2 separate regions of the Homo sapiens genome follow, and region 2 is linked to region 1. A link is an interaction called in ENCODE POLR2A ChIA-PET data of the cell type or tissue named here. Cell type or tissue: A673. All regions are shown on one strand. Links, peaks and the distances in the headings refer to the core of each region. The heading gives the core; the rest is flanking DNA. Region 1 holds the start of ELK1 (ETS transcription factor ELK1). Region 2 has its middle 58 kb from the start of ZNF157.

The links. Peaks named below come from ENCODE experiments on the same cell type or tissue, not always from the same donor. Only the 100,000 strongest peaks of a DNase experiment are listed, where the experiment ranks them.
Region 2: POLR2A ChIA-PET joins it to region 1 with 5 read pairs; 2 of 35 experiments call an interaction of 5 or more read pairs at or near these places.

Annotation. Positions count from the first base shown.
Region 1 is chrX:47,642,265-47,653,088 of GRCh38, forward strand. ELK1 (ETS transcription factor ELK1) reads right to left here and starts at 8,299. Exons shown (of 7, transcript NM_001114123.3): 1 at 8,159-8,299; 2 at 7,657-7,762. It overlaps UXT (ubiquitously expressed prefoldin like chaperone), which reads right to left. Exons shown (of 7, transcript NM_004182.4): 6 at 9,817-9,880; 7 at 9,532-9,631. The coding sequence ends at 9,578. RefSeq lists a cis regulatory region at 7,762-8,742 and a silencer at 8,074-8,483. In A673, for the core only: CTCF peaks have their summits at 1,895 (motif pointing left) and 2,648; DNase peaks (open chromatin) are centred at 1,817 and 2,647; H3K27ac peaks cover 349 bases.
Region 2 is chrX:47,307,207-47,318,030 of GRCh38, forward strand. No RefSeq gene overlaps it. Among named protein-coding and RNA genes, the nearest start is that of ZNF157, 58 kb to the right of the region's middle. RefSeq lists enhancers at 4,830-5,330, 4,884-5,178, 10,122-10,759 and a silencer at 5,396-5,455. In A673, for the core only: a CTCF peak has its summit at 5,381 (motif pointing left); a DNase peak (open chromatin) is centred at 5,375.

The sequences.
Region 1 (10,824 bases), core at 1,699-4,198:
AACTGTAAGATAACAAATGTGTTGTTTTAAGCAGCTAAATTTGTGATTATTTGTTACAGCAAGAATAGAAAACTAGTTCCATCCTCCTCATTTGAATATTATCTGTATCTTCTACCATATCAATGTCAAGTTTTTCAGGAGGTTTTTTTTTTGCCAGACCCTTGCAAAGGCTGCTCACTCCACGTGGGGCTTCCTTCTTTCGCCTAGCAGTCTTTCTTATCTTTCAAGTCCCAGCCCAAAGGTCCTTTCCTTTATGAAGCCGTCCTAAAACTGAATGAATGCCTGATCTCTCTGTCCTGTTACTGTCCCTGAATGTTCTCGTTCTTTTTTTTTTTTTCTTTTTTTTTGAGATGGAGTCTCTCTCTGTTGCCCAGGCTGGAGCGCAGTATAGTGGCACAATCTTGACTCACTGCAACCTCTGCCTCCCAGGTTCAAGCGATTCTCATGCCTCAGCCTCCCGCATAGCTGGGATTACAGGTACCCACGACCACGCCCGGCTAATTTTTGTATTTTTAGTAGAGACATGGTTTCACCATGTTGGCCAGACTGGTCTTGAACTCCTGACCTCAAGTGATCCACCCACCTCCCACCTTGGCTTCCCAAAGTGCTAGGATTACAGGTGTGAGATACCGTGCTCGGCCCTGAATATTCTCTTTCTTGATGACAGCAATAATTAACATCTATTGAGAGCTTAATACACATCAGGCACTCTTCTAAGCAGAGAGGCAATATGGCCTGCTGGACAACTGCCCAGGCACTAGGGCCAGATTGCCAGTGTTTGAATCCTGGTTCTGCCACTTATTAGCTGTGTGACCCTGGGCATATTCTTTTTCTTTTTTTAAGAAATGGGGTCTCACTATGTTGCCCAGGCTGTTCTTGAACTCCTGGGCTCAAGCAATCCTCTCTCCCTGGCCTCCTAAAGTGCTAGGATTACAGGCATGAGGCACCACGCTTGGCTGATATTCTTTAACCTCTTTGTACCTCAATTTTCTCATGTGTAAAACAGGGATAATGATATGCCCATTAGTAAAATGGGGATAACAATACCTAGTTCACAGAGATATTGTACAGATTAAATATTATATGCCTGAGGTGTATGATAAGCTCTAAATATTAGTTTCTGATTTGTTCATAGTCCCTTATCTGCCATTCCAACATCCAAAATGCTCTAAGGGCAGAAAGCTTCTTTTAACTCTTTTGGTGGCAAAACCTGATTTGAAATGAAACAAGGCCCTTTCTGGTCTTTATTGAATCTCACTTATTGCGAGTGTTCATACATTTTGCTGCAGAAATATGAACACAGCCGATTACAGAGCTTACTAAGGGGTGTTATGTAACATCGTATATGCATCATGTTACCTTTCTGAAATGTGAAGAAATGGAAATTCTGAAACACATCTGGCCCCAGGGGTTTTGGGTAAGGGCATGTACACCTGTACTGTTATTTTTTTTTTTAATGGGCATTGACTTATTTATCCCTGATCATGCCTCTGAGAAGTAGGTAGTCTTCCTGTCATTAACTTATAAATGAGGCAGCGGAGGCACAAATGTCTACGTACCTTCCACAGGCCACATGTGGCAAAGCCAGCATTTGGAGCCAGGCAGTCAGGTTCCAGTTGACTAAGCATTTCACCATTAGGCTAAACGGCCCCTCACACCGACTATTCCCTCTCAGCATGTCCTTCAAAGAACAGGATCCTCCCTGTCACCCCATTACTGCTTTCTTTCCTGAGAGCAAACTGGAAATAAACATGAGCTTCCTGTTCAATTATACAAGTCACAAAGCCATGAAGTGTCCGATTAGAGAGTCCTGTCACCAGAGACCTCACTGAATTTGTTTTGCAGGCAGGCTTGTTTCAGAAGTCCAAAGAGTTCAGAGTGACTCCTGGTGGCAAAGACAGGCAATTTTACCAGTTCTTCTTTCAGCTGCAACAGAACCTATCAGCTGAGTGAAAGGTGACGGTGGGCTTCCAGCTTCAACAGCACACAGGGCTTTGTATTTTGTTATTTCTCCCACTTGACCCCTCATAAGAGTTCTAGTAATCTGCCTTGCTTAGATATGTTTACTTCTTTCCATCTCCTTCACTTAGCAAGCATTTGGTGAGTGCATACTGTGGGCCAGGTGCTGCGGATACAGTCGAGAACGCAACAGACAACAATCCCTGCTCCAGAGGAGCTCACATCTTAGCAGGAAAGGCAGATGAGAAAAAAGGCAAACATGTACAAGAGTGCGTCAGATGGTGGTAAGGGTTATGGGAAAAAAATCAAGCAGGGGAGAGCTGTTACTTTTACATGGAGAGTCAGGGGAGAGTAGTCGCCAAGGAGGGGACAACTGGGCAGAGACCAAAAGGAGGTGAAGGAACTGAGCTCGTGAGTATCTGAGAGCAGCAAGCCAGGTGGAAGCGGCAGCCGGTGTGAAGGGCCCAAGGCTGGAGAGTGCCTGGCAGGTGACATGGGGAGAGGAGGCTGACATGGGTTCGGGGGAGAGGAGGGAGGCAGCGGGAGAGGAGAACAGAGTGACGGGGGCCAGACTGAGCCAGGCTTTTTCGGGTGCTGTCAGGATGTTGAGTGAGACAGGAGCCACAAGAGGGTTGTGAACAGAGGGATGACAGGCTGTGACTGAGATTTCAACAGGATCCCCCTGGCGGTTGTGAGAAGAACAGACTGTTGGGGCTGAAGAAGCCACTGCGGTAGATGATGGTGGTAGCAGTGGGGCTGGCGAGAAGTAGCTGGGGTCTGGAGAAAGCCTGAACACAGAATAGGACTTGCTGACAGATAGCATGCCCGGGGGAGGTGAGAGAAGGGTCCAGGGTGAGTCTAGGTTTGTGGCCTAATCACCCACAAAGACAGCATTGTGGTCAGCTGAGGTGGGAGCCTTGCAGGAGAGTAAGTTTTGAGGGGGGTCACACCAGTTTTGGAGATGGTCAGTTTCAGAGGCCTGTCAGACATCTACGGGTATGCTATGAATACATTTTAATAATTTAAAAATGCAAGCCAGGCATACGATCCTTACCGTGGGCTGCACACTCTTTGAATCATTTAACTCATTGAATCCTCAAACCACCGTTAAAGGGTGGGGATTATCATTTCCCCCATTTTCCACATGAGGCAATGGAGGTACAGAGAAGTAACCTGCCCCAAGTCACACAGCTGGAAGTTGGCAGAGCCGGAATTCAAAACCTAAGTGGTTTGGCTCTAGTGAGCAATCGCCTTACACCACCAGTTCTCCATGAAGAGAAACAGAGAAGGGTAAGATCCTAGAGAGTGACAGGAATGCTGTTTTTACACAGGGTGTACAAGGAGTTCTTCCCCAAGGAAGTGACACCTGGCCTGAAGGAGGGGAGGTAGCAAGCCAGGCTGCCCTCTGTGGGGGAGGGCCTTCAGGCGGAGCGAACGGCGTGTACAAAGGCTCTGAGGCAGCCACCCTGAACTATCTACCGTTCCCGAGACAGTTCCAACCTCTGAGGGTAAGCACGGGCTGCTCTCCCCGCAGGGAGAGCTCTTCCCTCACTTCATGGACTCAATTACACAATCATCGCATTCCAGGAAGAATTCATTCTTCCTCTGCGTGATCAAAGGTGCCAAATAACCTGCCTGCCCTTGCAAATCTGTTCTTCTTTCTGAGTCTTCAGCCTTATGTTCCTCTGCCCCTGTTCTGGCTATTCTGGCTCAAGGTTACCCTGAGCAAGTTACTCAGCCTCTCTTTGCTTGTTTCCTCATCTGTAAAATGGGGATATTTTACTCTCAAAGTCAAATATTCTCAAAAGTACACCTACCCTCCAAGGCTTCTGTGAGGATTAACTGTGTCAATTCTGTAAAATACTTCTGTAAAAGACTTGAGGGGTTGACTTTTTTTTTTGTTTTTACAAGTAGCATTGTTAGGAACTTCTTTTTTATACATGTGCCTTTGTATAGTATATTCCAAGCACCATAGTGTTTAACAATGAATATTTACTGAAATAACACTACCCAGGTGCCAGAAAATCAAATCACTCTTAGAAACATCTTTTATGCCTGTGCCTTTAGGAGAGTGTATTATGCACACCACAGTGGTTATTTTTTGGGTTTTTTTTCGGAGACGGGGATCTCACTATGTTGCACAGGCTGGCCTGGAACTCCTGGGCTCAAGTGATCCTCCCACCTCAGCCTCTGTGCCCAGCTATACACCACAGTTTTGTGAACACATTCTTTCAATGCAACAACACAGTCCTTATTCACATATACAACTAGCACTCTTAGAAACAGCTTTTATACCTGTGCCTCCATAGAGCATATTACATACCTCAGTTTTGTGAACATATCCTTTTGAAAAGGAGGAAAATCCTTATTCATATATAAACTGGCATTCTTAGAAATATCTTTGACACATGTATCTTTTTGTAGTGCATTCCAGGCACCACCGTGTGGTAAACATCCTTTGGGGGTTGGTATTTGAACAGAAAAGTGCCTCTGATGTGTGGCAGATACTCCACAGATATTAGCTATTAGCTAGTGTGTCATCCTTCTCCCCCTGCCCCTGCAATCCTATCCTATGTATCACCTGCACTATCTGGCTCCCATCACCTGTGTGACCTCACCTTCTACCCTTCCCCGCACTCTGCTCCAGCCACACTGGCCGCCTTGATGTTCCTTGAACATGGCAGGCACCATCCCACCTCAGGGCCTCTGAACTGGCACTTCCTTCTGCCTGGTATGCTCTTCCCGTAGACATTAAGGCTCTCTCCGTCTCTACCGTGAGGCCCTAATTCAAGAGTCACCTTCCCTATGCCTAAGATTTCAACCACCCCCAATACTCGATTCCTACCTGCCCTATTTCATTATTTCTTCTCAGCATTTGTCTATTATGCTAATTTTACTTATTTATTTTGTTCACATAGTCTGTCTCCCCAGCTTGGGTTTTTTTTTTTTTTTTTTTGAGACAGAGTCTCGCTCTGTCACCCATGCTGGAGTGCATGGTGCAATCTTGGCTCACTGCAACCTCCGCCTCCTGGGTTCAAGCAATTCTCCTGCCTCAGCCTCCCAAGTAACTGGGATTACAGGCGCACGCCGCCACACCCAGCTAATTTTTTTGTATTTTAGTAGAGATGGGGTTTCACCGTGATGCCCAGGCTGGTCTTGAACTCCTGAGCTCAGGCAATCCACCCACCTCAGCCTCCCAAAGTGCTAGGATTACTGGTGTTAGCCACCGTGCCCAGCCTCCCCAACTTTTAATAAATGTCAGCTCCACAAGCACAAATATTTCGCCCTGTTTCGTTCCTTGCCATATTCCAGCACCTAGAAGAGTGCCTGGTACTCACAAGGGGCTCAGTAAAGGTTGGTTGCAGGAACAGTCCCAACTAATTAGCTCTCATATCCCTTCTTCTTCCTCATGTGACCCCTACACTGGTGTCTCAAATTATCTTTTTCCCATTTATTCATGGGATAAATTCTTATTGAGCATCTGCTGTTTACCTGGTACATTTTCAGTTGCTGGAGACATAGCGGTGAATGAGCAGACAAAAACTGAGTCCTCATGGGACTCACATTCTAATGAGGAGAGACAGACAACAAACAAGTAACCCACACAGTGTGTCAGACAGTGATAAAGGGCAACGGGACAAATCAGGGACCTGGCTTGAGCCCTGCTGGGTGTGCAGCTTCAGATGGTCAGGGAGGGGTTGACTTTTTTTGTTTTTACAAGTAGCATTGTTAGGAACTTCTTTTTTATACATGTGCCTTTGTATAGTATATTCTAAGTACCATGGTGTGACAATCAACCTTTAATGAAATAACACTACCCAGGTACAACAAAATCAAATCACTCTTAGAAACATCTTTTACGCCTGTGCCTTTAAGAGAGTGTATTACACACACCACAGTGGTTGTTTTTTGGGTTTTTTTTTTTCAGAAAAAGGGATCTCGCTATATTGCCCAGGCTGGCCTGGAACTCCTGGGCTCAAGCTATCCTCCCACCTCAGCCTCCCGAGTAGCTGGGACTATAAGTGCACACCCCTGTGCCCAGCTACACACCACAGTTTTGTGAACACATTCTTTCAATGCAACAACACAGTCCTTATTCACATATACAACTAGCACTCTTAGAAACAGCTTTTATACCTATGCCTTTACAGAGCATATTACGTACCTCAGTCTTGTGAACACATCCTTTTGAAAAGGAGGAAAACCCTTACTCATATATAAACTGGCATTCTTAGAAACATCTTTCATACATGTATCTTTTTATACTGCATTCCACACACCACAGTGTGGTAAACATCCTTTGGGGGTTGGTATTTGAACAGAGTGCTGAAAGGAACCATGCAGAGATCTGGGGGTGGTGTTCAAGGCACAAAGAACAGCCAATGCAAAGGCCCTGAGGCTGGCCCATGCCTGCTATGTTTGAGGAGCTGTGTGGTGGAACCAGTGTGGTTGGAGCACAGTAAGGGGGTGGGAAGGTATAGGCGGTAATGCTAGAAAGGTTACTTGTTTTACCATTAATTCACAGTTAATATTTATTTACACTGGAAGGGATTCTAGTTCTGATCCCCCATTTCACAAATGAAGAAAAAGGCACAGAGAGGAAGTGGTTAAATCACTCATCTAAGGTCACACAGCTGCTGGGATTGGGGGGTGGGTGGGTGCTGAGAGAAGGTGAGGAATGAAGACTGCTCTGCAGGCAGAGGGAACAGCAAGAACAAAAGCTTGGAGGTGAGAACTAATTTGGTTTTTAAGGACTGAGGCCTCACGTGGGGTGGGATGAGATCTAAGAGGGGAGCCTCAAAAATTATCCTGTGTCCTGAGTACTTCCTGGGCCACCTTTGAGTAAGGAATTTAACCTCCCTATGGCCCAATTCCCTCACTACCTATCTCATGGGGTTGTGGTGAGGATTAAAGGAACTCATTCATATGAAACACTCTGCCTGATATACGGCAGGTGCTCAATAAACGCTAGCTCCTATTGGCATTACTATCATCACTGGCGCTAATGTATTCACTTATTGTAGTGAGGCAGAACGTCTTTGTGGTTACGAGTGTGACCAGGCTGACCCACTATTAAGAGGTGGAGGACAGGGAAGGCCGTACAGTGCTCCATCACAAGGAAAAGAGGATCAGCACGTTCTCTTCTGGGAAGGGAAAAAAAAAGAGAAGGAAATTGAAAGTACACGGCCGATCTTCCCCCAATTACAAAGCACTGGACTCACGGGAGGGTATGCGGGGGACTGTGCAAGCATACAGGGGTGTGGGGGAGGAAGGCCAATGAACAGATCCACTGCAAAGGGAGGGGTGATGAGGCTCATCGTCTGAGGGGAAGGGGAGCAGAAAACCTTACAGACTCCTGCACCACAGTGAGAGGAGAGAAAAGCCATCACACAGACTGATTCAAAGCAGAGAGGGAAAAGGCTATGGACTGAGCTACTGAAAATAGGGAGATGTAAAGCACTAAACTAACCCACTATTAAAAAGGAGAGAACCCCAAGCGCTAGAGCGACAGTCTACGAAAAAGAGGAGACAGGGCAATGGACTGATAGCTAAAGGGACGTGAATCCAAACATGAAGACTGATCCACTATAAAATGGTGGTGGTGGTGGTGGGGGGGGGGGGTGGTTTTGAAAAAAGCCATGGACTGATGCATTGGGGGACTGGAGGAGGCAGGAATACAAACTCAGGTAGACTCACTGTTAAAGAGGGATGCGGAGGAGTGCGGCGCCACGGATTGATTCGCTACGATGTACAGGAAGGGTGGAATAAATAAGGCCACGGACGGGTCTCCTGAAAGTTGAGGCTAGGAGAAATCCAAACACTCAGATACACCTACTATTAAGGGGGCTGAACACTGTCACAGGCTAGCTCCCTATAAGTGGGGGTGGGTGGGGGGCGGGTGGGGGTAGGGGTAGGGGGAAAGCCTATGGACGAGTCCACCCTAAGTTGGCGTGGGGAAAAACATAAGCACGCAGACCGATCCATTATACAACGGGAGGGGGAGGTTAGGCCACGGTCAGATCCACTATAAGGGACGAAGGGCTTGAGCAATGCCACACGCAGGTCCACCAGCCGTGGTGGTGGCGGCGGGGAGTCGAACACCAGCAGGCCACCGGCCAAGCCACATCCTCTGCGCGGGGGCGGGAAGGATACGTGGGGTCACGGACTGGGCCCTCCACCCTCCAGGCCCAGAGCTCACCTGTGTGTAGCGTGGCGGTGGCGTTGGCAATGTTGGCAGCTCCGGGGGGCGGGGGCTCCATACGCGGCCCCACCGCCCCCCAGGCCTGGGTTCCGAGGCGGCGGTGGAGGTGGTGGTGGCGGTGGCGGCGGCAGCACCTAGAAGCCGCCCCTGCGTTTCCCTACAGCTCACGTGGGCCCGAGGAGGAGGAGCCCAATGTCCCGCCGCTCGCTGATTGGCCAAAGCGCTATTAATCGGCCGCAAGGCCTCGAGGGGTTGGGGGACGGGCCCTTCCCTACAGAGCTGTGCCGTGATTGGCGTAAGGGGAAATGATGGAACGCTCACGGCCCCTGGAGTCCCGAGGAGGCGCGTTCGGCCTTCACGGTGCTCCACGCCGATTGGCTCAAGGACTGACGGACTGTGAGCAACTGAAAAGGCTCGGGGCCTGTGTCGGGGGGGCGGGGGTCTGCCTCACACTGATTGGCTTACATGGGATTGATGGAAGACAGCCCCCAAGGACGGGGGTGGGTGGCCCTGTTTTTCTCTGATTGGCGGACGAGGGACTTCTAGACCCCTGCCAAAACACCAAGGGGGCGGTGTCGCACGCCATGCTGCTCAGCGGAAGCAGGGCTTGTATAGAAATGGGCGTAGCAGCCGGCGGGAGTGGGTCGGACTGGGCTCCGCGTAGGCGGGCAGGGCAGCTCTACGGTTAGACAAGACCATAGAGCTGGGTAAAGACGAATTTAGAACACAGCGGAGGTAGGAGGGCAGGATGGCTGTCAGGCACACGAAAGAGCATTGAGTGGCAGAAACGAAATGCTTTCAGAGGGCAGGGTTGAACTGCGGCCAGAGTTAAAAAGGGGAGGAACCTGGCTCTGCATTGATTGGCGGTGGCTGGACTCAACCTAGAATAGGGGCCCGACTAGGGAGAGCGGGATCCAGGTCTGTGCCCATTGGAAGCTGGAACACTTACAAGCAGGGGCTAAGACAAGGTAGGGCTGAGTTAGGGTTTGGGTGTAATTTGGGGTACCTGGGGAATGATTGGGTGTGTGAAAGCGTAAACCTTAGGGCCCTTTGATTGTTGTGGGAATGAACAAACCTCCACCATGAATTGGCCCATTCTCTATGGCAATTCAAAGGGTGGCGTCTAGGAAAAGGAATGGAAGAAAGGGTGAGGTGGGGGGCCCAGGTTGCCAAGATGACAGAAGAGAGGGCAGTGCATAAGGTCAACTGGCAAATACTGCCAGGCAACAGGCTGGAGGCAGGACTGCTGGGGCATTTTGGAGGTTCCACAGAGAGACTGGATCTCTGGGTCTCTCAGTAACTTTGTGCCCTAGGAACAGGCCCCCGTGGCAACTAGCAGGGTTTATGGGGAAAAAGAAGGGCCATGTGACTCAAAGGCATTCAGGCTCTTTAATGTCTGAGGATGGGGGGAAGAAGTCAATGGTGAGGCTTCTCTGGGAAATTCTGCAGGCCTTGTAGTTCTCTAAGCCCCTGAAAAAGAGGACAGAAGAGATTGAACAAAGACTGGGTCTGGGTTACGCCCCCAGGCTTGCTCTGACCTCCCTCCCTTGACTCCAGTTTAGAGGGAAAGATGGTCCTTCCCTTCTTTCGCTCTCTTCCTTCTTCAGGTCACCACCCTAAACACAGAGTCTGGTAGTGGGGTGAGCTGCTCTCACCTCTAGCAACATGTGGATATGGGCTTTGATATTCATGGAGTCCTTGGTGAGGCTGTTGCTGAGCCTAGAGAAAAGAAACAAGAAAGGGCAAAATGGGCCCCACATGATTATGATGACCCTTCCTTATCACTTCAAGATCTACTTATATCCTGGATGATTTCCACCTGGCTCATTCCTATGTGGAAATGCCAAGCCACCATCTGGTTTTCACTGATTCAAAGATTATTAAATGCCTACTGTATGCCAGGCAATTTTAGGCACTGGGAGATAGCAGCAAACACAACAAACAAAACTCCCGGCCTGATGGACTTCAAATTCTTGTAAAGAAAGACATAACAAAAAACCAATGGAATAAAAGCTATGTGTCAGATGGTTCTAACTACAATAACAAAAATTAAAAATGAGAGACAATAAGGAGTACAGGAGTGGGGGGCTGCAATTTTAAAGAGGGCTCAGGGATGGCTTCACGGAGAAGCATTTGAGTAAAGACTTAAAGACAGTGAATTTTGAGTAGTGTGGCTATATGGAGGATGTGTTCCACACACAAGGGGCAGCAAACACAAAGGCACTGAGGTGGGAGTGTGCCTGGCATGTTTGAGGTGCAGCAAAGAGGCCACTCTGGCTGGAGAAGAATAAGTGAAGGGGGAATGTAAGAGGTGAGGTCAGAGAGGTAATGAGGGAGACAAACTGTGTGAAGCCTACAAGGCCATGGTAAGGACCCTGGCTTTGACCTTAAGTGAGATGGGAGCCAAGGGAAGGTTGCAGCAGAGGAAGGAGGTTGAATTACATGAACCAGTCAGTTGACTCCTTTTCTCTAAGCCAGTTTGGATCAGATCTCGCCCAAAAGAATCCTAATTGATATAAAGGGTCAAGGAAGGCCTTTCTCAAGAATGAAGAATGAGAAGGAATCGAAGAATGCCTAATGGTTAAGCAGTAGGAAGGCCTTTTCCACAAAAAGGACAAGAGGCAACAAAGAGCTGTTTGAGAAGCAGTGAGGTCAGAGTGTTA
Region 2 (10,824 bases), core at 3,917-6,416, 330 kb before region 1:
TCCCAGCTACTCAGGAGGCTGAGGCAGGAGAATTGTTTGAGCCCACGAGGCAGAGGTTGCAGTGAGCTGAGATAGCACCACTGCACTCTAACCTGGGCAACAAAGGGAGACTCTGTCTCGAGAAAAAAAAATTAAAAAAATATATATATATATATGAAACTTTCAGCCATTATTTCTTCCAATATTTTTTCATCACTACTCTGTTTCTTGTCTACTTGTAGAAGTCCAGTCTAGTGATATAAATCTTAGATCTTTGTTATTGCTCTGTAGGTCTCTGAGACTGTCCATCTTTTTTTAGTGTATTTTGCCCCTGTTGATGAGATTGGACAATTTCTACTGTTCTGTCTGCCAAGTCACTTCTCTGTCACGTTCATCCTGCCATTGAACCCTTTGCATTAGTTTTAACTTTTTTTTTTTTTTGCCCAGGCTGGAGTGCGATGGCGCGATCTCGGCTTACCACAACCTCTGCCTCCCAGGTTCAAGTGATTCTCCTGCCTCAGCCTCCTGGGTAGCTGGGATTGCAGGCATGCGCCACCATGCCTGGCTAATTTTGTATTTTTCGTAGAGACAGGGTTTCTTCATTTTGGTCAGGCTGGTCTCGAACTCCCGACCTCAGGTGATCCACCCACCTCGCCCTCCCAAAATGTTGGGATTACAGGCGTGAACCACAGCGCCTACTTTTTTTTTTTTTTTTTTTTTAAGAATCTCCCTCTGTCGCCCAGGCTGGAGTGCAATGGCGCGATCTTGGCTCACTGCAACCCCTGCCTCCTGGGTTTGAGCAATTCTTCTGACTCAGCCTCCTGAGTAGCTGGGATTACAGATGTGTGCAACCACACCCGGCTAATTTTTGTATTTTTAGTAGAGAAGGGGTTTCACCACCTTGGTCAGGCTGGTCTCGAACTCCTGACCATGTGATCTGCCCGCCTAGGCCTCCCAAAGTGCTGGGATTACAAGCGTGAGCCACCGCACCTGATCAGTTTTAACTTTCATTTATAATTTTTATTTCTATCATTTCTATTTGGTTCTTTTTCTATATCATCTATATGGTGAGATTTTCCTTCTTGTTTTTTTTTTCATTTATTTATTTATTTATTTTTTAACAGGGTCTCACTCTATTGACCAGGCTGGAGTGCAGTGGTGCAGTCACAGCTCACTGCAGCTTCAACCTACTGGGCTCAATTGATTCTCCTAGCTTAGCCTCTCAAGTAGCTGGGACCACAGGTGCACACCATCATACCTGGCTACTTTTTGTATTTTTTGTAGAGGTGGGGCTTCACCATGTTGCCCAGGCTGGTCTCAAATTCCTGGGCTCAAATGATTCAACTGCCTTGGCCTCTCAAAGTGCTGGGATTACAGGCGTGAGCCACCACGCCTGGCACAAGGATTTCTATTTCTTCTTTTGTTTCCAGTTTATTTGTAATTCCTTATTGAATCATTTTTATGATGACTACTCTAAAATCCTTGTCAGATAATTCCAGCATCTGATTCATCTTGTTATTGGCTTCTGTTTCTCTGTTTTGTTTTTTGGCTTTTTTTTTGAGACTGAGTCTTGCTCTATCACCCAAGCTAGAGTACAGTGGCATGATCTTGGCTCACTGCAACCTCTGCCTCCCAGGTTCAAGCGATTCTCCTGTCTTAGCCTCCTGAGTAGTTGAGATTACAGGTGCCTGCCACCACACCCGGCTCATTTTTGTATTTTTAGTAGAGACGGGGGTTTCACCATGTTGGTCAGGCTGGTCTCGGACTCCTGACCTCAAGTGATCCACCCGCCTCGGTCTCCCAAAGTGCTGGGATTACAGGTGTGAGCCACTGCACCTGGCCTGTTTGTTTGTTTGTTTTGTTTTTGTTTTTGTTTTTTTGAGACAGAGTCTTACTCTGTTGCCTAGGCTGGAGTGCAGTGGCACAATCATGGCTCACTGCAGCCTCAACTTAACCTGGGCTCAGGTGATCCTCCCAGCTCAGCCTCCTGAGTAGATGGGACTACAGGCATGTGCCACCACGCCTGGCTAATTTTTCTGTTTGTTTATTTTTTTTTTTTTGTAGAGATGAGGTTTCACCATGTTGTCCAGGCTGGTCTTGAACTTCGGGGCTCAAGTGATCCGCCTGCCTTGGCCTCCCAAAATGCTGGGATTATAGCTGTGAGCCACCCTGCCCAGCCACTATTGGCTTCTATTGATGGTCTCCTTTCATTTACATTGTGATTTCTCTGGGTTTTGTTATGACATCTGATTTTTTATTGTATCCTGGACATTTCGTCTATATGCTAGGACATTCAGGGTCCTATTTAAATCTCTATTTTAGTAGGCAGTCATTCTGTTTAGGTTTAGCATTCAGGTTCCAATGACAATTAAAAAAAATTCGTAGAGACAAGATCTTGCTCTGTTGCCCAGGCTGGAGTGCAGTGGTATGATCATAGCTTGTTGCAGCCTTGACTTCCTGTGTTCAAGGGACCCTCCTTCTTCAGCCTCTTGAGTAGCTGGGACTATAGGCACGTGCCACCATGCCTGGTTAATATTTTAATTTTTAGTAGAGACGAGGTCTTGCTATGCTGCCTGAGCTGGTCTGAAACTCCTGGGCTCAAGTGATCCTCCCACCTCACTCTCCCAAAGTGCTGGGATTACAGGTGTGAGCCACCACACCCAGCCTCCGATGACAATTTTGTTTACAGAGACCTTACAGTGTCCTTCTGGTCTGTTTCATTTGCCTGGTTCCATTAGGGCGTTATCTCAGTCTTTATTGGTGCCAGGGGCAGATGTTGCTTCCCTGGTTCCATCTGGTGCTGCTGGGTAGGGGATGGAAGATGTGGAGTTGGGAGGTGGGAGGACTTTTTTCAGCTTCGGGTGTTGGTAGGCCTTCTGCTCCATTTGCCTTGGTGCTGGACTTAGGAGTAGAAGGTCTTCTCCCCTTCCCCTGGGTCTGCATGATGCAAAGTTTTTTGTTTTCGTTTTTGTTTTTGTTTTGAGACGGGTTCTCACTCTGTTACCCAAGCTGAGTGGAGTGGCACAATCACAGCTCACTGCAGCCTCAACCTCCTGGGGTCAAGCAATCCTCCTGCCTCAGCCTCCGAGTAGCTGGGACTACAGGCACGCACTACTATGCCTGGCTAAATTTTTATTTTTTGTAGAGATGGGGTCTCACAATTTTGCCCAGGCTGCAAAGTTTTAAACAGAGTTTTTTTGTGTGTGTGTGGTTGCACTGCTGCAAATGGCTCAGGGCACCTCATCAGACTTTCACTTAGTTGATCTGTCTGTGAATCAGATCCTGTTAGCCTCAGGAATCTCCATGTATCAAGGCAAGTGCCATATGCAAAATCCCAGGGGGCAGCATGGCATAGTGGCAACTTCTTTTTGCCATAGCTTCCAGTCTGCATAATTGTCAGTCCCTGGCATTCAAAAGGCCCATTAGGCCTGATCGGCCCAAGTGTGATGGCACTCTGTATAGCCCGTTGGATTTTTTTATTCAGAGCACTGCCATCTCTATTAGGTTTTTGTTTAATACAGTGATCTTCTCCACACCCCTCCTCCATCTTGTGTTATTTTACTGATACCTCATGGCTGGGTGGAGGAAGCCAGGTGGACTCCTGCTTGTGTTCTATCCCACAGCTGCTGTTTTAATTGTAGCATTCCTCCATTGAGAACATCTCATATAATCAGGAGAAGGCAGGGCATAGTGGCTCATGCCTGTAATGCCAACACTTTGGGAAGCTGGGGTGGGAGAATTGCTTGAATCCAAGAGTTTGACACCAGCCTGGGCAACATAGTGAGACTATGTTTGTACAGCAAATACAAAAATTAACTGGGCATGATGGTGCACACCTGTAGTCCCAGCTACTCAGGAGGCTGGGCAGGAGGATCGCTTGAGCCTGGGAAGTCGAGGCTGCAGTGAGCCATGATTGTGCACTGCACTCTCCTGGGCAACAGAGTGAGACCCTGTCTCAAAAAAAAACAAGAAAACCAGGAGCAGTATTACACATCTATTATTACAGTACTTTTATTATTTATTTATTTTTTTTGGAGACTGAGTCTTCCTCTATTGCCCAGGCTAGAATGCAGTGGAGCAATCTTGGCTCATGGCTACCTCCGCCTCCCGGGTTCAAGTGATTCTCCTGCCTCAGCCTCCCAAGTAGCTGGGATTACAGGTGTGCACCACCATGCCTGGCTAAATTTTTTTGTATTTTTAGTAGAGACGGGGTTTCACCATGTTGGCCAGGCTGGTCTTGAACTCCTGACCTCAGGTGATCTGCCTGCCTCAGCCTCCCAAAGTGCTGGGATTACAGGCTTGAGCCACTACGCCCAGACTATTACGGTACTTTTAGCAGCATCAGTTCAAACCACTTGAGTGTGTGTCCATCAAGTAAAACATAACACAGTTTGAACAAGTATCCTTCACAGTGGCGAATCCGTGTGGGTCTGCGGCAACCTCAATCCTTGCCTCATAAGAAGAAAGAATTCAACTGAGGGGCATAAAGCAGAAGGAGAGACTGAGGCAAGTTTTAGAGCAGGAGCAAAAGTTTATTAAAAAGCTCTAGAGCAGGAACAAAAGGAAGTAAAGTGCACTTGGAAGAGGGCAAAGTGGGTGACTAAAGAGTCAAGTGCATGGTTTGACCTTTGACTTGGGGTTTTATACTTCAGCATGCTTCCAGGGTCTTGCGTCCCTTCTCCCATGATTCTTCCCTTGGGGTGGGCTGTCCCCATGCACAGTGGCCTGCCAGCACCTAGAAGGGGCCACATGCACACTGTGTTTACTGGAGTTGTACGCAAGCTCACTTGAGGCATTCTTCCCTTACCAGCCGAAAGGTCAGATACCAGTTAAACTCCGCCTCTTAGTGCGCATGATTGAGCCCATTCGCCCAACTCCTGGAATCTTATCAGAAAGCTGCTGTTCACCAGCTTCAGGTGTTTTCTATTTATTGGGAGACCACCTTTCCCTGGTGCCAACCTCAACCAATTACCATTTTAGAAAAACAGTTTAACAACCGCCTGACTGTCACCTGATGGTCGCCTGACATTCCTGGGGGTGGGGGTGGGGGCGCTCCTGCCCTGCTCGTGTCTGCCTGACTACCTACTGTAACAGTATCAACCATGGTGAGGCACCCCTGAGAACCTGAGAGGGTGTCACAGGTTCGATGTGGTCAATCTATTAGGAGCAGGTGGGGGCCAATGCCTAGTGTAATGGGGACTCTGTAACCAAAAGACTAATGGACTAATGGTCTGGCATCCGAATCAGAAATGTAGAGTTCTCTACTTTGTAACAAACAGCATCTTTTCCCCATTTTGGCTTCCAGAGAGCTGAGTATTTTGAATCCACCCCTGCAGATTCGCTATAAGAAACTTTACTTGGCAAGCAGGACTCTGGATTTTGTTGGGGTTGACCAGCTACCCCTGCTGGTGGAGGCGCGACAACACCTTGGTTCGGGCTGTGAGACTAAGGCTTTTTTTTTTTTTTGAGATGGAGTCTCACTCTGTCACCAAGGTTGGAGTGCAGTGGCGTGATCTCAGCTCACTGCACCCTCCACCTCTCGGGTTCGAGTGATTCTCCTGTCTCAGCCTCCCGAGTAGCTGTGATTACAGGCACCCATCATCATGCCTGGCTAATTTTTTGGTACATTTAGTAGAAACGGGGTTTCGTCATGTTGACCAGGTTGTTCTTGAACTCCTGACCTCAAGTGATCCACCCGCCTCATCCTCCCAAAGTGCTAGGATTACAGGTGTGAGCCGCTACACCCAGCCGAGACTAATGCTTTTGAATTGCCACCCAACGGAACATCAGCTATGTAGTGAAAGCTCCAGACATCAGAGGGTAGAGGCACTTGCACTGAGAACTCACCCACTGGTGACAAATGGTAGTAGAGTTTTCCCTATGAGTGCTTTTTACATGTAGCAGTGCCCTAAAAAGAGAAAGAAAGCATGTGTGATCAGACCTGGGCGGTGGGGGGGGGGGGCAGGGTTGGGGGGTGTCTCCCCATTGCCCTTAACTTGGCTTGCAGAGCTCCTCTGTCTTCTCTCCAAAAAGACATTGTGACCTTACTTGGCTTCACGTTGGATGCCAATTTGTCAAGCGGCCAAGCAGTTGTTAAGCAGCAGCACAGTAAAGTTGGCTTGTCACATTTCTTTAGATTCAGCTGGTAAGGAGACAACAAACTCATTTTTATTTTTATTTATTTTTTTTCAGACACAGTCTCACTCTGTCACCCAGGCATGAGTTCAGTAGCACAATCACGGCTCACTGCAGCCTCGACCTCCCAGGCTCAAGTGACCCTCCCACCTCAGCCTCCCGAGTAGCTGGGACTACAGGTATGTGCCACCACGCCTGACAATTCTATTTTTATTTTTTGTAGAGATGGGGTCTTGCTATGCTTCTTCAGCTGGTCTTGAATTTCTGGACTTAAACATTCCTCCTGCCTCAGCCTCCCAAAGTGTTAAGGATTACAAGTGTGAGCCACCTTGCCCAGCCGCATAAGGATTTATTATGTTCACACAGTAAAAGCAAGGTCATTGTGTCATCCCAGAGGATGACACTCAACTAGATGACACAAAACATGCATGGTGGCTCACTTTGTTGTGGATGACCCTCCTCTAAACTACAGCCAAGCCGTCTTAAAAATTACAATGAAGTCAGCTGGGTGCGGTGGCTCACGCCTGTAATCCCAGCACTTTGGGGGGCTGAGGTGGGTGGATTACTTGAGGCCAGGAGTTCAAGACCAGCCTGGCCAACATGGTGAAACCCCGTCTCTACTAAAAATGCAAAAAATTAGCCGGGTGTGGTGGCTCATGCCTGTAGTCCCAGCTGCTTGGGAGGCTGAGACACTAGAATTGCTTGAACCCGGGAGGCAGAGGTTGCAGTGAACTGAGATTGTGCCGCTGCACTCCAGCCTGGGTGACAGAGCAAGACTCTGTTTCAAAAAAAAAAAAAATGGAATTGAGAATTACAGTGAAATCTTCCACTGTACCCTAAGGGGCAGGCCTGCTGAGGCAGAAAGTCCCCTGTGTCATCAGAACCAGAGAGACAGGCTGGGTGCAGTGGCTCACACCTGTAATCCCAACACTTTGGGAGGCTGAGGCAGGTAGATCGCTTGAGCCCAGGAGTTTTTTTTTTTTTTTTTCTGAGACGGAATCTTTCTCTGTCACCCAGGCTGGAGTGCAGTGGTGTGATCTTGGCTCACTGCAACCTCCACCTCCCAGTTTCAAGCAGTCCTCCTGCCTCAACCCCCCGAGTAGCTGGGATTACAGGCACCCACCACCACACCTGGCTAATTTTTGTGTTTTTAGTAGAGACAAGGTTTCACCATGTTGGCCAGGCTGGTCTCAAACTTCTGACCTCTGGTGATCCACCCACCTCGGCCTCCCAAAGTGCTGGGATTACAGGCGTGAGCCACTGCACCCAGCTGAGCCCAGGAATTTGAGATCGGTTTGGGTAACATGGTGAAACCCTGTGTCTACAAAAAAATACAAAAATTAACTAGGCGTAGTGGCATGCACCGATAGTCCCAGCTACTCAGGAGGCCAAGGTGGGAGGATTGCTTTAGCCCAGGAAGTCAAGGCTGCAGTGAGCCGTGATCATGCACTCCAGCCTAGGTGACAGAACAAGACCCTGTCTCAAAAAAAAGAACCAGGGAGGCAGATGAGAAACAGCTTTGTGATAGCTCTTCACAGGACTGCTGTGTTCCAGGCGAAGATGCCAGGGCATGCCACCAGGATTCAGGTGACTGCTCCCAAGCTTTGACTCTGTAGCCTATGCGGAGAAATGCCAGGCTGCCAGGGCACCTGGCTAGAGCCCTCCACATACAATTTATACAATGAGACAGGCCTTATAGCTTAGAATCTTATCAGTATTTATTTATTTATTTATTTACTTATTTATTTATTTTGAGACAGAGTCTCGCCCTGTTGCCCAGGCTGGAGTGCAGTGGCACGATCTCAACTCACTGCAGCCTCCACCTCCCGGGTTCAAACGATTCTTCTGCCTCAGCCTCCCGAGTAGCTGGGATTACAGACGCGCACCACCATGCCCAGCTAAATTTTGTATTTTTAGTAGAGACAGGCTTTCGCCATATTGGTCAGGCTGGTTTTGAACTCCTGACCTCAGGTGATCCTCCCGCCTCGGCCTCCCAAAGTGCTGGGATTATAGGCGTGAGCCACTGCACCCGACCATAGTGACTTTTTGCAAACCCTCAAGGGCTGTAAACAAAACAACTTTCCATTGCCAGAGAATTATATTTAAATCAACGTTACTATCCAAATGTCTAAATGTCTTTTAACACATGGTTACTTGTTTATTTCTTCTCTAATCTTCTATGCAGGATAAATTCAGATTCTTGTCCTCAGGAGTCTGGATTAAAAATATACTTTGTATTGCTGGCAATATTGTCATAAAACTAAATTTTCTTATACGGATACATTAAAAAGCACAGGGAGTGCTGGGCTTGGTGGCTCATGCCTGTAATCCCAGCAATTTGGGAGGCCAAGGCGGGCAGATCTCTTGAGGCCAGGAGTTCGAGACCAGCCTGGCCAACATGGTGAAACCTCGTCTCTACTAAAAATACAAAAAAAATTAATGGGGAGTGGTGGCATGGACCTGTAATCCCAGATACTCAGGAGGTTGAGGCGGGAGAATCGCTTGAACCTGGGAGGCAGAGGTTGCAGTGATCTCAGCTCACGCCACTGCACTGTACTCTAGCCTGGGAGACCCCGTTTCAAAAAAAAAAAAAAAAAAGAACAGACAAAATGAATCTACGGTGCAACAAGTGAGGGTAGGAGCAAATGCTTGGGAAGGACACAAAGGGAGGTTCCGGGGGTGCTGGTGATGTTCTGTTCCTTGACCTAAGCATTGTCACTGTGGGGAATGTGTATTCACTTTGGAATAATTCGGTCAGTTGGACCCATGGGTTGTGTATATATTTTTTTCCTGGCAGGTGAGTGGTTACACACTCCACTCCTTAGTGGATTTTGGCTTCCATGGCTACTGTCCTGCTGCTTTGTACATTTTTCTGATAAAAGCTTCAGTGAAAGGTTTTACAAATCAACAGAAAGAATAAACGATGAAGAGGAAAATGGCCTGGGAAAAAATGATTTCATACAGATAAGCTTCCCAGACGCTCTTGTTTCCTGACTCCCGTCCAAGCGCGGTGGCCAGCCATCTAGGCAGCCTTCCTTAGGCTTTCTCTCGGCTTCTGCCTTTGTCTGCAGCCCTCCTTTCTTTTCACTCCAGGGGCTGTTTATTGATCTCCTTGCTGCCATGCCTTCTGTTCCCATGGTAACGCAGGGGCTGCCCCATGCTGTTATGCACTTTTCTCTCCTAGGCTCAAAACAAGCATTGCAGAAACGGTTCTTTGGAACGTGAGTCCCCCTAGATACTCTATGGAAAGAGAAACCGGTTCATGGTCAAAACAGTTTTCAGGGGGCAGATATGGTGGCTCATGCCTGTAATCCCAACACTTTGGGAAGTCGAGGTGGGAGGATCGCTTGAGGCTAGCAGTTCAAGACCAGCCTGCGCAACAAAGTGAGACACCCCGCCCCCACTACACACACAATCTCTAAAAATAAGTAATGAATGCCCTTACTCTTGGAATTTCCCAGTAGATATTAGCATCTTAAAGGCTCTGCACCTGTTTAACCAAAATTTTCCCTAACTTTTTTGACCCTGGAGAGCCCTCCCACCGCTTTCCCTTTAACATTTGCTGGTGCCCTGGGGGACTATCTTTTGTGGCAACCATTTTGGGAAATGCTGCCCTTAGCCCTTTTATATAACTATTTGATGGACAGCTCTATCTGGATGTCACAAAGATACATCAAACTCATCTTGTTCAAAACAGATTTGATACTGTCCCTGTAATCTTCAGTTCCTACATCTTATCAGTCCTCCAACCCTAGGATTTACTTTCTTCAAATGTCTCTCAACCCCCTGACACATCTCATGCTTACTGCTTTTTTTTTTTTTTCAATGGGGTCTCCCCCTATTGCCCAGACTGGAGTGCAATGGCACCATCTTGGCTTACCACAACCTCCACCTCCCGGGTTCAAGCAACTCTCTTGCCTCAGCTTCCCAAGTAGCTGGGATTACAGGCGCCTGCCACCACGCCCAGCTAATTTTTGTATTTTTAGTAGAGATGGGATTTCACCATGCTGGCCAGGCTGGTCTCGAACCCCCAACCTCAGGTGATCTGCTGCCTTGGCCTCCCAAAGTGCTGGGATTACAGGCATGAGCCACCGTGCCCAGCTGCTCACTGCTTTTTAAAAAAATTAATTTATTGATTTTTATTTTTGTAGAGACAGGGGTCTCACTATGTTGCCTAGGCTGGTCTTGAACTCCTGGCTTCAAGCAATCCTCCTGCTTCAGCCCCCCAAAGTGCTGGGATTACAACCGGGCACTACCATGCCCAGCTAATTTTTGTATTTTTAGTAGAGACAGCATTTCACCACGTTGCCCAGGCTGGTCTTGAACTCCTGGGCTCAAGTTATCCACCCCCCACTCAGCCTGCCAGAGTGCTGGGATTACAGGTGTGAGCCACCACGCCCAACCTATACTCCAATTTAACAAGCTCTGACTTTGCAAAAGAACACCAAGATCTTGGTTCCAGTTGTCAAGAAAAGGTTTCCCTGGGGTCAGGGTGTATGGGCCAGGAGGTGCGCATGCAGCGGGCCTCATAGTACAGGGAACCTGGCTAAGAGTGTTCCCTATTTTTACTTCAGGCCTTGATTACATTTTGCACCTGGACTTCTGCAGTAGTATCCTAAATATCTATCTGATCCCCACTTCTCTCCCCCTTCTTAAATGTACACTTCACACTGCAACGCGACTGCTGGAAATACACCGTGATTATGTTAT